Linked DNA regions of Mus musculus: region 1 is linked to region 2. Evidence: chromatin loops called from intact Hi-C (ENCODE). Cell type or tissue: heart. All regions are shown on one strand.

What was found. A loop is a pair of places that touch in the nucleus more often than their neighbours do. Peaks named below come from ENCODE experiments on the same cell type or tissue, not always from the same donor. Only the 100,000 strongest peaks of a DNase experiment are listed, where the experiment ranks them.
Region 1: it touches region 2 in a loop (2.3-fold over the local background); 2 of 42 quality-filtered maps call a loop at or near these places.

Annotation. Positions count from the first base shown.
Region 1 is chrX:52,991,981-52,999,980 of GRCm38, reverse strand. Hprt (hypoxanthine guanine phosphoribosyl transferase) reads right to left here. Exons shown (of 9, transcript NM_013556.2): 2 at 784-890. Among named protein-coding and RNA genes, the nearest start is that of Hprt, 7.9 kb to the right of the region's middle. In heart, no CTCF peak of the experiment used is centred here; no DNase peak of the experiment used is centred here.
Region 2 is chrX:53,367,236-53,375,235 of GRCm38, reverse strand. Mospd1 (motile sperm domain containing 1) reads left to right here and starts at 4,677. Exons shown (of 6, transcript NM_001290514.1): 1 at 4,677-4,814. In heart, no CTCF peak of the experiment used is centred here; DNase peaks (open chromatin) are centred at 4,655, 5,245 and 5,495; H3K4me3 peaks cover 2,020 bases; H3K27ac peaks cover 1,893 bases.

The DNA of each region.
Region 1 (8,000 bases), 380 kb after region 2:
GAGAGAGAGAGAGAGAGAGAGAGAGAGAGAGAGAAAGAGAAACGAACTTTAAAAGTAGAAAGCCTTAGGGCTAGAAAGATAGTTTATCAGTTAAGATCCTTACTGTTTTTGCAGAGGACCTAAAGTTCAGTTCCCAGCACCCATACACAGTGGTTCACAATGGTCTGTAACTCCAGTTCCAGGGAATCCATCACAATTCTGACATCCTGGAATACATATGCTTCACATACATACATGCAGGCACTCACACATACAAGTAAAAAATAGAAAACATTTATTCTAATAAGTTGGCTTAGCTTATATTCAAACATCAACTACTCAACAGTTGCTAAGTTAGAATTAATACAAGAAAAAAAACCCTTTGGCTGGAGAGGTGGCTTGGCGGGTGAGAGCACTTGGGCACGCATCAGGCCCTAAGTTCAGATCCCCCAGTACCCATATAAAAACCAGATGTGGTTGCACCTGCTTGTAACGTCAGCACTGGGGGGCAGAGACAAGCAGATCCCTGGGTCTTGCTAGCCAGGCAGCCTAGCCAAATCAGTATGTATGCCCCAGGTTCAGCAAGAGACACTGATTCAAGGGAATAAGAGAGCAACAGAGTAGGACACCTAATGTCCTTCTCTGGATTCCATGTACATGCAATACACTTCACATATATATCACACATGCCTCTCCTCTCTCTCTTACACACACACACACACACACACACACACACACACACACACACACACACACACCACACACACACCCTCTAAAAATAACTTCAATCGAGGTCTTACTAACCTGTCCATAATCAGTCCATGAGGAATAAACACTTTTTCCAAATCCTCGGCATAATGATTAGGTATACAAAACAAATCTAGGTCATAACCTGGTTCATCATCGCTAATCTGCAAAAGAAAGACAGCTGTTTCAAAGTGGAGCATTATAAGATATCAACATTTAATTACGTTTAGATAATAAGTCTTAGTTTAACAGAGGAATTTAGCTACAAGAGGGTATGTAGAGCAGTTAAATGTTACCGTTTTGTAATAGATTATACTTCTCTAAGAAAGCCATGCTGCGTCTTACTGCTGAATAGAGTCAAGAATGAAAAGTAAAACATGACACAAAATTTCCTTTGAAGCACAAAGAGAAAAAGAAAAATATTAAAGAGGTATGAAAAATGTGGCAAAAATAAATATTTTAGGCATGAAAGATTAGTATATACACTTTATTTTTGGTTTTTTGAGGCAGGATTTCTCTGTATAGCTCTGGCTGTCCTGGAACTCACTCTGTAGACCAGGCTGGCCTCGAACTCAGAAATCCACCTGCCTCTGCTCCCAAGTGCTGGGATTAAAGGCGTGCGCCACCACTCCCGGCTCTACACTTTCTACTCTTATACATTTTAAGAACTTTTGAACCATTTTTTGTGTGTGCATGTGTTTATGGGTGTGTATATATATTTATATGCAGGTACATGTGCATACGTATGGAGTTCAGAGATTGAAATTGGGTCTAAAAAATTCACTTCTTATGTTTTGAGACTGAGTCTCTCATTGAACCTAGTTAACCAAATTTGCTAGTCTAGCTTGCCAGGAAGCCCAGGGGTCTCCCTGTCTCTGTCTTCTCCATGCTGGGGTTACAAACGCAGGTCCTGAAGATGACATGGCAGACACTTTACAGAATGGGCCATCTCCCCAATCCCCTAAAATATGTTTTAACACAGTATATTCTAGTAAGTTAAATAAAATATCACGGGGCTGGTGAGATGGCTCAACGGTTAAGAGCACTGACTGTTCTTCCAGAGGTCCTGAGTTCAAATCCCAGCAACCACATGGTGACTCACAACCATCTGTAACGAGATCTGATGCCCTCTTCTGGTGTGTCTGAAGACAGATACAGTGTACCTACATGTAATAAATAAATAAATCTTAATAAATAAATATCACACAGAATAAAAATAAAAACTGGTATTAACCATCTAAATTCTCTAAATTCTCAGAATCCACCCCCCTGTGTGTGTGTGTGTGTGTGTGTGTGTGTGTGTGTGTGTGTGTGTGTGTGTAGGTCACCAAAAAAAACTGATCCTTTACAAACTCAAACTTAGAAGTCTGAGATGGTTACAACTTACTAATAAGATAATTTTACAGAAGATATTCCAAAATTGTTTTGCATTGTATAATATTGGTTATATTAGTATGCCCAGAGCCCAGCATACAAAACATTTAATAGCATTAATTAGGGTTATGGTACTTTGGGGGTAAAATATATTATGTTAGTTTTATAAATATACATGCACCTGTACACACAGAAAAAAGTACAGCAAAATCATTAAAGCAAGCTAAATATGCTGGACATCCCTACTAACCCAGTACTTGGGAAGATGAGGTAGAAGTTCCTGAATTTTAGGCCAGCAAGGGTTACTAAGTGAATCCCAAGCCATCTAGGAGCTACCAAGACCCTGTCTTTAAAAGTATCCCCAAACTCCAAATCATAAAAGCCATTTGACAGTGAATTATAGTGAGATATGGGGGGCGGGGGGGTGTCATGGATCCTAAACTGGCCTAAAACTCACTATGCAGTTGACCTTCAACTTCTGAAGCTTCTCCTTCTTTTAGATTATGAGCATGAGTATATCACACCCAGTTTATGCGATGCTAGGTGTCAAACCCAGGGTTTCATGCATACCGGGCAAGCACTCCAGCAACCAAGCTCATCTCCAGCCCTCTTTACACTAAAAGCAAAACAAAAACTAAACTACAAGAAAAGCTTAAAAGATCATAAGTTAATCTATTAATCAAAACTTAATGAGAGGGGCTGGAGAGATGGCTCAGCGGGTAAGAACACTGACTGCTCTTCCGAAGGTCCTGAGTTCAAATCCCAGCAACCTCACGGTGGCTCACAATCATCTGGAATGAGATCTGATGCCCCCTTCTGGTGTGTCTGAAGACAGCCAACAGTGTACTTATCTATAATAATAAATAAAAATCTTTTTAAAAAAACTTATTGAGAGAAATAAGCCAGGAAGAATTAGACTACTCAATCTTACATGACATTCCCAACTTTTAAGCCCCATCTAAGAAGCAGCAGTCCCTGGCACGGTGTTGTAAGAACTAAAGCATCAAGCTGCACATGGTGTCACACATCTCTAATGCCAGCACTCGGGTACAAAGGCAGGGATAATCACGAGTTAAAGGCCAAGGTGACCTACATAGAGAGCTCCTGCCCCCATCCCAAAAAATCCTCTAAACCGAATAGACTACAAGACCTGGTTGTCTACGCTCTGGCAGTTTTCAAGGAATATTGGCCAAATCATAACTAAATTTCATCATATCTGTGAATTCATACAGAGTTCTTCCTTTCAGTTAACGTTTTATTAGGTGCTTTCGTCACAAGTGGTTTGACTTTGAAAAAAATTAAAATTACATAAGTTTACGTTCTTTGCAGAATTCACTTGCCATTGTTTTTGAGATGGAATTGCATTGCATAGCTCATGCTGGTTTCAAACTCACAACCCTTCTTCTACTTTCCAAGTACTGGGACTGTCAACACCCAGCTCAGAATTCAGATATATTTTGAGGTTTCTCCCAGAGAAAAAAATTAAAAGTTGTATAGTCTGTCTGTCTCTCTGTTTAGTCACAAAAGGTCTATTTTGAGCTCAATGTTTGATAGAATTTTATTTATTTTTAGGTCTGTTCACAAGAACCTGCAGCATGCAGAATACTGATTTATTCTTAAATACACATGTATTTTTTTTCATAATCAGAAAAATTTGTGAAACATTATGGCAATTTCTTTAAAAAATTAGAGAGCTAAAAAAACCTGCTTAACATTCACTTAATATTTATATTAGGACATTTAGTAACAAAAATAGAAATTGGGCATTTGTATCATACAAAGGAATATTCAAAGAGTATTTTACAAAAAAAGCATTTTTGTAAGTTCTATAAAGCAAATTTTAGTTCATGTTTTGGGGAAAGATGACAGACTGCTCAATTTTATAAGATAACAACAATAAATATTCAGGCCAGGCTCATGAGAACTTATGTACTACCTGACAAAAATAAAGCTGGATTATTTCAAAGTACCTTAGAATCAAAATTAGAATACCACAATGACTTTCCTGAGGCATTCTCATACCCTCTGCCCACTCACTCTGTTTCTGCCTTAAGCCTATCACACCCAGGTTTCATCAGACTACTGCACCTACTAAAATAGCTCAATGCCTGGTTACAGGTTCTACAGGTAACCTACCTAAGAACTTCAAAGACTGTTTCAATTAAAGACAAATCCAATGTGAACTCTGCCAAGTTCATCCCAGTCTTTTTATGTGTGTTTGAGACAGGGTCTTACTATGTAACTCTAGCTGTACTGGAACTAGCTATATAGATTAGGTTGGCCTCAAACTTGCTATGATCTTCCTCCCTCTGCCTCTGAGTGCTGGGATTACAGATGTGCACCCAAGTAGTCTAAGAATACAAACATCAGGAATTACTCAAAAATAGGAATTCTATTTCCATCAACACACCAATGCAAAAGTCTTGATTTCTAATTAAAACAAATTCATATCTGAGAATTTTTGTTTTGTTCCTCTGAAATGCTTATAGTTATTTTAACATTAAAAAATTTGTTTCTGATTTCAGATTGCCTTGGCTCTGCAGTACACCATAAACTTAATCTCACGACATAGTCTAAGCTATCCTCAAACCCGGGGCAATCTTTCTGCCTCGGCTTCTCATATGATGGGTTTATGGGTATGAACCATCATACCCAGTTTATTAAAGCCATATCAACATAATTCTTCTCCAAAATGCAAAAAGTCTTACAACTCTTCACTTGAGATTGTGTGTGTGTGTGTGTGTGTGTGTGTGTGTGTATTTATGTGGTCATGCATGTGTGAACACAGGTGCACAGATGTGACGGTCACATTTCTGTCCATTCTAAAACTTTGAACATGCTGATTACTAGTCATAAAATTCAAAACAATTTTTCTACTATCTATTATTCTCTCTCACACACACACCCTTTCCTGTCTCAACACTATGTGACCCGGGCTGGCTTGGAACTCTTCCTGTCCTTGTTGGGGATTTTTTGTTTTGTTTTGGAGGGTTTTTCGAGACAGGGTTTCTCTGTATAGCCCTGGCTGTCCTAGAACTCACTCTGTAGACCGGGCTGGCCTCGAACTCAGAAATCTGCCTGCCTCTGCCTCCCAAGTGCTGGGTTCAAAGGCATGCACCACCACTGCCTGGTACTATACAACTCTTAATTCACAATAGTTTTCTTCTCTGAGACAGTCTCATGAGCTCAGGCTGGCTTTGAACTCACTATGTAGCTGAACCTTCTCCCCCTGTCTCCCAAGTAGTCATTTTAGGACTCACTTCCATTTAATGGAGTCTTGTTTGGGCTCATGAACAATGTTATATTTTACTATAAAGAGACTTAAACAATCCAAATTGTAGACAATAACCTGACATTCCAAAGGTCGTATTAGCTTAGGTTCATTTCCTTTTTCATATTATTTCTGATAATGTACCTGTGTAACAGGAAATTTTATGTGTAAATCACAAGGATTGTCTTTCATGTGATTGCCATTATTACAAATGTGCACATTTTATAATAGGGATTTGTGCTGGGCATGGTGGCACATACCTATAAACTCAGCATTTAGAAGTCTGAGACAGAAAACTACTAGTTCTTGGCTACACAGTGAGACACTAGCTTAATTCAAATATATTAAAATTTTTCAAAAACAAATAAAACTTTTTAAAAAAAATCTCAAAAAAAGCAGATGATAAGCTATCCTTGAGATAATTTATATTATGTCTGGATATGATTAAACAAAAATTATAATTTATTGATAGATACTCCTAAATATGAAAACAACTTAAAATGGTACTATGTTCATTTTCTTTTTTTTTATCAGTCCTACAAATAACATACATAGAGTATTTGTTTCCTTTCCAAGGGTTAAAGCTATAAGAAAAATTAAAATAAGGTAGTAGACTACTCAGCCCAGGAATAAGTTATAACCACTCTAGGCAAGTAGGCCTGTAACTACCATATCTGTAAGGACATGAATTAAAAAAAAAAATCTTGCCGGGCGGTGGTAGCACACGCCTTTAATCCCAGGACTCGGGAAGTAGAGGCAGGTGGATTTCTGAGTTCGAGGCCAGCCTGGTCTACAGAGTGAGTTCCAGGACAGCCAGGGCTATAAAGAGAAACCCGGTCTTGAAAAACCAAAAAAAAAAAAAAAAAAAAAATCTTTCCCTTTACTAATATGCATAGTAGAATCATAGATATTTTGACACTAAACAGCAAGAAAAAACTGAAAGTAGTTTTCAAAGCAATTTGAAGTGTCTGAATTCCTACTAGTAACAAATTATTTAAATGGTAGTTATTTTGGTAGTCCTCAACAGGAAAATAACAAGTGTATCTCAATATTACTATTACTGGTAGTAATTAACACTTCTATGTGATCTATCAATGTTAGTAAATCCACCTAACATAAAATTACAGAAAGACAGAACAAACACAATTTCAATACCCCTTTACTATAGGGGAGAAAAATGACATGGACCATTGTTTAATCTAATTAATTATGGAATAAAACACATTCCACTGGGAATAGGGTGATACACCTGTAGTCCTAAGTACCTGGAAAATTAAGGCAGGGCTAGCCTGGGCAACACAGCCAGATCCCATCTCAGGCTGCTGAGACGGTAGGGTGGATAAAAGAACTTGCTGCCAAACTTAATCTGAATTTAATCCTAAGGATCTACATCAGAGAATTACAGAATCAACTAAGGCAAGTTAGTCAGGAGACTAAGGCAGGAGGATTCCAGGTTTGAGAAATTTCTCTTGGTCCCACCCCTAGACAAAGAACTACAGGCAACCAATGACAACTGTGAGAAGAATTAGTCACGCCCAGGAAGAGCTCCCTTTTTGGCTATCCATTGCGGAGTGAGCAACCTTGAACCCATTTACACACAAACAAGTATATGTGCACATACATACATACATACATACATACATACATACACATGTGTAGGTAACAATGATAATCAAAGAAAAAGATTCTAGGGTGGGCAAATGGGAAGAACTGGAGGGAGAAAAGGGAAGGGGAAAATGATATAATTCCATTTAATTTGTCAAGTGTTGTGACTCATAGCATACCTTGAATCCTAGCACTTGGAAGGCAGAGGCAGGCAGATTTCTGAGTTCGAGGCCAGCCTGGTCTACAGAGTGAGTTCAAGGACTGCCAGGGCTATACAGAGAAACCCTGTCTTGAAAAACCAAAAAGAAAAAAAAGGAAAAGAAATTTAAAAAAAAACTGTAAAGGTCTCTGAACTACCAATTGCACAAAAATAAAAAAGTGAAAATTCAATTCATGATAGTCATTAATAAAATAAGTTAGCTGTTTTTTCTTTCATCTAAAATTTACAAAGTAAAAAAAAAAAAAAACTACAAGACTAGGCATAGCAGTCTATGCTCATAATCCCAACACTTAAGAGACTAAAACGGATTCCCAGTCTGAGACAAGCCTGGCCTATATAAAGAAAATATATCCCAGACTAAATAAAGTAAACTAATCCCTCACAAAAAGAACCCCACCCAAAACAATAATAAAACTGTAAGGCATCTTTTTTCTGATATAATTAAGTCTTTTTCCCACCTGCTACAATAATCCAGATTATTTTTATCCAAATAAGATAGACATATAACAGAGGTAACAAGAGTATAAAATTTACATAAAGAAACCTCTAAGAGGGACTATTCCCATTTTTTGGTGATCAAAATAATTCATTTTGGTCTTATTTATAAATGGATGTTATTTTAGACACCATTGATAATAATAAAATAGTGTTAGGCAAAAACTACAATATTTAACCAATTCTGAGAGAAAAAAAAAACCATGGGCTAGAAAGACGGCTCAATGGTTAGGAGTACTTAGACTGCCTGGTTAGGCCTCCGTGGGAGACCTGCTGGGACTAGATGCCCAGAGTGGGGTATGAGCAAAG
Region 2 (8,000 bases):
AGTGTGTGTGTGGGAGAGAGAGAAAGAGAGAGAGAGAGAGAGAGAGAGAGAGAGAGAGAGGTGGGGGGGAGAGGGGAGGGGGGACAGAGAGGCTCAGGAGTGTGTGTTATGAAATTAGAAAATGGAAAATGATCATGAGAGGGGAGGAAGAGATGTTGACATGAAAGCAGTATGGTAGACTGCTTATGAGAACAAAGGGAACCAGCCACAGGGGAAGAAAGCAAAAAGGAAGGGGTAAATTAGAAGGCAGAATGATACATATGTATGGAAATGCCTACAGTTTACTTTGTATGCTTACTTAAAAAACAAAACATATATAATGTATCATCCCCAAGAATTTGCAATAAAGCAATTTGATTCCTAAGCACATATGGCTAAATTGTAGAACATTAAGAATTTTAGTAACAGAGCTGGAGAGACAGCTCAGTGGTTGGGAGAGCTTGATGTTCTTACAGAGGGCCTGGGTTCAATTTCTAGCACCCACATACTGCATCACAACCACCTGTAACTCCAATCCCAAGAGATCTGCCACCCTCTTCTAGCCTCTGCAGAATGCACACAGAGCATTCACATACATACATATATGTACACACACATGAATAAAAATAAATCTTCAAAAAATTTAAATTGAAGAATTTAAATAAAAAAACCTCTTATTTTGAAAAGTATAATACAGTTTATGGAGTCATATACACTACACATGTTACCATATTAGAATCTCCTAGGAGCTTGTACATCACATAGGGATAAGGATCTCTGTCCCTACTTTGGGGTTACAGAAACTTTGTTGTTATAGAACATGGTCTTCAGAGAAAACAGATGCTCTCTTCCTCAGACCAACTAAACCATGGCAAGAAACCATCACAATCAGGCTTACAGACTATTGATACTCCTTCAAAACAAAACAAAACAAAACAAAACAAAACAAAACAAAACAAAACAAAACAAAACAGGCCAGGCTGGGTCAATAGACCCTTACCTGAAGGTCCAGCCATTCTGCCTAGCCATTTGTATGTATGTAATTCTGTCCTCATTATCTTGGCCTCAGTGTGTAAAGACTTTCCCAAGTGGCTGCTTTAGGGTCACTCATCCAATCATAGGCAACCCCTCACTTATGTTCTATAAGTAAACCCCACATTCCTTGATACTTCAGGTTGAACTTCAGTGGAATCATGCTTTGGTTTGTTATAAGGAGGAGGCAGACTTTGTTTTTCATCTCTCCAGGAAAGGACTTTTCTGAACATCACTTATAATATAGTCTATTATAATACAATTAAAAAGCCGACACACCTTAAATGATGGAAGAACAACTCAAAGGCACCCACTGTTAGATCACAGGAGGAGATCAGCCATTCTATCTAGTATATTCTCTAAACTGGTAAGCCTGTGGCATCCCCAAAGTAGGGAGGATCAATAGGATCAGCTTCCTAAATTAAGGTGTGGGATATCCTATCTAGTATCTTCCTGTGATGGCTATTCCTTTTCTCTTTTCTTTTTTCTTTCTTTCTTTCTTTCTTTCTTTCTTTCTTTCTTTCTTTCTTTCTTTCTTTTTTGTTTTTGTTGTTGTTGTTGTTGTTGTTTTGTTTTTCAAGACAGGGTTTCTCTGTGTAGCCCTGGCTGTCCTGGAACTCACTCTGTAGACCAGGTTGGCCTCAAACTCAGAAATCCACCTGCCCCTGCCCCTGCCCCTGCCCCTGCCTCCCAAGTGCTGGGATTAAAGGCGTGCACCATCACTGCCCGGCTGTGATAGCTATTTTTGGTTGTCAACGTGACTACATTTGGAATGAACTACAATCCAGAAATGGAGGGCACACTTGTGATCCAGATCTTGAGGCATAGTGGCCATGAAAAGTTTAGGCCCAGGCAAGGTAGTATACACTTTTAATCCCAGGAGACAGGCAAGCAGATCTCTGAGTTCAAGGCCAGCCTAGGACAAAGCAAGTTCCAAATCCAGGTGTGGTGGTACACACTCTTAATCTGGGCCATGCCTTCTGCTGGAAGCCTACACAAGGACAATGGGGAAAAAAAAGAAGTGTTTGTGCTTTGTTGTTTTGCTTGCACTTACTTGCCAGCACAGACAATTGAAGCCACTTCTTCAGGATTCCAGTTTATACAGAAGACAAGCCCTCTAAGCTCAGAGACCATTTACCTTCTAAAGTTTACAAATGCAAAGCCTTTCCTTTGTTCTGTGGGTGGCTGCAGGACTGTCACCATATTCCAGCTTCCCCTCAGCACATCTCCCTGCCCACTTTGGCAAAAGACTTTATGTCACAAACAATGCATAAGGTTTGAAATGATGAGGGGCCTGAACCATAGGAATCAAAAAGCCCCCCCCCCCAAAAGAAAAGTAGTATATCTGCCTAGAAACTCAATCAATGTCGGTGGCACCATATACTTTTCTACACTGGCTTCTCAGATGAGCTCTATCAGTTATGTCTTCCACAACCACATATTTTACCACAAACCAGTCTGACCTGCAAGAGGAGTACAAGCTTTGGTCCTTTTGCAATGTTTGGCTGCCTAACCAGTTTATTTGCAAAAACAACACTTGGTCAGGTCAAGATGGAGAGCTGTGCTAGTGAAGAAAGAGTGACTGTCATACGAAGCCTTGCTTGGAGTCCTTTCTGGGCCTACTTAGGATTTCTGATGCAATAGAGGCAAAGTATCACATATAATTAAATTGCATACTGTCTTAGTCAGGGTCTCTATTCCTGCACAAACATCATGACCAAAAAGCAAGTTGGGTTGGGGAGGAAAGAGTTTATTCAATTTACACTTCCATGCTGCTGTTCATCACCAAAGGAAGTCAGGACTGGAACTCAAGCAGGTCAGGAAGCAGGAGCTGATGCAGAGGCCATGGAGGGATGTTCCTTACTAGCTTGTCTGTCTACAAGAGATGACTATTTCATAGTTATCATTCCCCATTACTTTGAGTCTTCATTAGGATCATCTTCATAGATCCCAGGAAGTTACCACTGCTCTTGATTTCCACATTTCCCCCTTGATCACTAATTGAGAAAATGCTTTACAGTTGTATGTCATGGAGGCATTTCCTCAACTGAAGCTCCTTCCTCTGTGATAACTCCAGCTGTGTCAAGTTGACACAAAACTAGCCAGTACATATACGAATGTATTGTAGAAGGGGCACGATGCTGGAAGCAATGGCCTCTTCTGAGGGAATAGGACATGGTTACCTATATCAGGAAGAATTGCAAAACAGAATTAGCAGTGTTCTTTGCTAGTAGAATAGGGGTCAACAGTTTTTATGAAAGCGTCTGGTGGATTTAGTGGTACATGCCTGTAATCCCAGCATGATAGGAGGATCACTGCAAGTTAGAACCATCTTGGCCTCCATAACGTGTGTCAGACCAGCTAGCGCTATAGTCAGGCCACGTTTCAGACAAACAAATAAGACATGTCGTTCTTATGGAAGATTCTGAAAGGTTAGTTGGGAAAGTGACATTTCCCCTGGATCCTGAAAGATAGGTGTTCAAAAGACAGATAAGAGCATTGCACAAAGTCTGTGAGTAAAGGTCTCAGAGCCTAGGGCCCAAGTGATATCTACTGTTATAGACCCATTGATTAAGAGTAATGAGGAAGGTTTTGGGTCTTATACTTGTGCAGAGGGTACCCTTGGACCGTATTGTTCCTTTTTGAACATAATTAAGTTTGAATTTTGAAGTGTTTTCCATTTCATTTACTTTTCTTTTTTGAGACAGGGTTTCTCTATCCTGGCTGTCTTGTGTCCAGCACACTGGGTCTTGCTAGGTAGGCCAGGCTGCTGAGATATGAAGTCCTTGGGGTCTTTGGGACTTTGCCCCTTTGGTGCTTGACTTAACAGTTGTCCATTGTTCCTAGCCGAAAAGTCTTTTCTCTCTCATTTGTTGTTTGCTTGGTGTTGAGATGGGGTCTCATATATAAGCAGGCTGGCCTCAGTCTCAAAGATCTACTGCTTCCCCTTCTAAGTGCTAGGATTAAAGCCCTGTAGCAGCATACCTGCCTGAAAGACTCTAAGAATAGAGTACAGACCTGAGAATAGAGATTTCCCCTTTAAAAGTCAATTGTTATTTTGTAACTCAAATTTGTCTTAACTCAGGATCCTCCTGCCTCAGCCTTTGAATACTGGGATTATAGTCTTGTTCTACCATGCCAGGCTTGAAAAGCTTTAAGTAGAACAGCAGGGTCACCTATACCTTAGACTGAGCCAACTGGATTGCTGTCTGGGCAATAGTTTAGACAAAGTAACAGTAGAAAGAATGAATCCAAATAGGAAGCTACTGTAGCAGCATGAACAAATCCTGAACAGTCTGCTTTGCGCCGATGATAGAGTGGAGAAAGAGAGCTAGTGCTTAATACAGAGTCTCAGAGGAAGAGTCACAAGCCTTGGGTATTCATTGTATGGAATGCATTCTGAGTTGGGGAGAGGAGTGAATGAGGCAGACGTCAAAGGTCACCACCAAATGAGTGCAAAGAGATTGCACTCAGAGAAAGCCTCTAATCCTCTGGGGGCGGGTGAGGGGGGCGGAGGAAAAGGAGGGGCGGCCAGAGGACAAAGGAAGTAGTTTGAAGCATAGAGAAGGAAGAAACCCCAGAAGCCAGGTGGCAACACAGAAGCCCCGCCCCCGGCTAGACCCCGCCCCGGGCCCGCCTTTCCTTCCTCTTCTCACCCACCCCCCAGTTGCGACTCATCCTCCTGGGCGGGGAGAGGTGGCAGTCGAGTCCTCCCATATCCCAGCAGGCAGTGCAGTCTGGAGACTCTGACAAAGGAGCAGGGAGCAGTCGCAGCTGCTTTCCGAGGAGCCAGTGTTGCTGAGGTGAGAGTCCCTCAATGTCCCGTCACCCACTTTCTCTGACTTGCGGGGAAGACATGGAACTTACATGGCTGAGACCTCCCCCTCCGGTGTAGACAATGCCAGTACCCGTAGCCAGAGCTTGGCTCTGTGACTGACAGCAGGGCTGTTCAGTGCCGGGCTAAGGTGGGTGGCGGGGACCGGGCAGCGGGTCCACCGTTCTTGGACTGTTGGTGGCCCTTCTGCAGGGTCTCCAGGGCCAGCAGAGTTGTGTAGCTACCCCTGCCTAGACGAAGGCAGCCTCCGAAACCTCCCGCTGCCTGCCCGACAAGAGTTCAGTTGCCTTGGGGATGCAGCTCTAGGGACAACTCTTTGGCGGACATTGCCTGGAGGGCTGTGGGAGGGAAGTCAGTCGACTACCTAGTTTGGGATGACCCTGTCCTCGCCCTTCCTGCAGTTCAGCCGTTCCCCCCCGCGAGCAACTGGACGGAAACGGGGCGGGGGGCGACCGGAGCCAGGCGTCCCAGGATGGCTTTGCCTGAAGGGGCATGAAGGAAAGTAGAGAGACTGGGAGGGAGGGTGGTTGGTGGTCGAAGCAAGTATCTTCTTGGAATTACATAGGGGAGAAAGGAGGTAAGTGGCCTGTATCCTTACCCCTCCCTGGACCTCTGCACAGATCCTGATGGTTGCACCAGCTGCTCAGCTGTAAACAGGCTCACATGACCAGTTTCACATGGAGCCGGGTAGTGTGGAGATAGGGCTGTAAAGGCTGGGCCCCAAGCAGGTGGGGCTGGTCTTAGGCAGGAAGGTTTTAGCCCCTCCCTAGACCTCAGCCCTTAATCTTCTGCTGTTTCCCTCTGGGGAAAGTAACTGACATTTGTCTTTCTCTCACTGAAGTAGCATTGCTGTGCTAGTAGAATGGAAGGAAAGTTCACTTGGGAAAGCCACAGGGCAAGTAAGAAGTGCAAAGGGTCCTAGTATTTTGTCCTTTAAGGACATTTTAAGAGAAAGTAACCCTGAAAAAAAGTTCAAGTTCCTAAATTTTGCCTAAAAGGCAGTCCTGTTCTATTGGAACACTTTTTGTTTTTAATGTGAATTCCAGACAGGAGAAAGTCTACTCTTTTCGGGAAAGGCACACATGGGATTTAATACATTCTTAGTGACGAAAATCTTGTCCACACTTCCTGTAAGTATTAGGAAAGCTCTTTGTGTATAAAATACTACAGTCAGGAAATTGAGTAAGGAGTAGACAGCCAGCTTTTCAATTACACGTATATTTCATATATTTGGTATAGATCGGTGGTAAGTTTGGAGAACAGGAAACATGGCCAAATGTGTCTTTAAAATTTTTCAGTCCGTATTCTCAAACAGGATGTGAGATTAAACTGGTTTTTGAGGGATATGTAGAACTCACAGTGCAATAGAGGTTTCCTGCCGTGCCAGGACACTTGAAATTTTCGAATTTTTCAAATTTAAAGGGGGTTTTGGTAGACCCCCTTTACATGTAGTACACACTTGAGTGTAATGTGCAATATTCTATAGTAGAGTACTAATAGGCAAAGGCATGTTTAGTCTCAGATATTTTATATTTTTTCTCATAGAGGATTTACATGCAAATTCACCATCTGAAAACATAAAACAAACTACAAAAGCCATCCCATTCCTTCCTTAAGCCTAATAAAGACACTCACTGGGCTGAATGTATTGGCATAGCCCTTTAATTCCAGTACTCAGGTGGCAGAAGTAGGAAGGTGAATTTCTGTGAGTTCTAGGCTAGCCAGGTCTACATAGTGAGATGTCTCAAAATATTGCTACCCTCCTCCAACCTTTAAAAAAATGGTTCAAGATAAGATGGATAGTCTCTGGAGTTCTGCATGTGAGTTCCAGGACAGCCAGAGCTACATACATACATACATATATAAGCACATGACATGTATGCACACACAAAAGCAAAAAGAGAGGGTTTAAGATAGAAAATTGAGAACATTTTAATCTTCCCTAAAAGCAAAGAAGATAATGAGTGATATTGTAAAGGCTGTCTTGTCACCCCTTAACTGTCTGGAGAATCTTTACTTACAATAAATATATTAAGCGATTTATTTCTTAAATGTTCTAGATTTCCTCATCTTTATTATGAGGATTTGTTTTAATCTCTATGGACCTCAGTAGCTCTCAGGCTACCAAAGAGTATACAGTTTGGATGGGGGTGGGGAAAGGAGTTGAGACAGTCTTACTATGAATCCTCGGCTAGCCTGGAACTCATTATGTAGCTCAGGCCTGCTTCAAAGTCTAGACAGTTTGTCTGTCACAGGCTTCCAAATGTTGGGGATACAGGTGTGAGGCACCATGCCTGTAAAGTGTGCAATTTTTGACAGATAACTACTTTTGGACAAATGTGTTGGCCAAGTAAAGCAAGAGGTAGCTATGTAGAATCATGATAGAAATGCAAGTTGTATCCTGGAAGAGTCTCTTGGCAAGTGGCTCTATGGGATTTGGGGGCCTGCCTAGTCTACATTGTGAGTACCAGACCACCTGGGTTACATACTGAAACTCTTGTCTCAAACAAACAAACAAAAAAAGATTCTCAGGAGGTAAACTAGTCATTTAGGTTGACCTGTACCTGTCTTGCTTTTCATCAGGTAATTGAAGATGGCCCCAGCTAAATCATACCTCCCAAATTAGAAATAACAGCTCTGCTAGGCTCTCTTGACCTTCAGGGTGTAGCCCAAAGTCTAATTCTTTCAGTTCAGTTCAAGCTTCTTCTAGAATTAAGCGGGTTCTGCGATTTTAGTGATTGGGATGGGTAACTTCACGTTGACCCAGGCCTGGCTTTGATCACCTGAACCAGTGCTTGGATTTCAGCTTTTTCAGAACTTGTTTGTGTCAACACATCCTGATACCATCAGTCTTAGATTGGTTCTTGCCAACTAAACTCACAGAAAATGTGAATATGTTAATATGTCAACCTACTGGCTTACAATGAGTGGCAGAAAAGCCAAGTATACCAGAAGGGTCATGTCTAAACTAAGAGAACCTTTGCTCTTGACTTTAAAGAACCACATAGGAATTGCTTCCTCCTCCTTTTTTCTTGGGTCTATTGATTGATAGATTCAACAGGATGACAGCTTTTATGTAAAATCCACTGCAGTGACACATTTGTATGACTGCACTTTAGTCACCTGATTGACCTTTGGTCACTGAAAACATCTC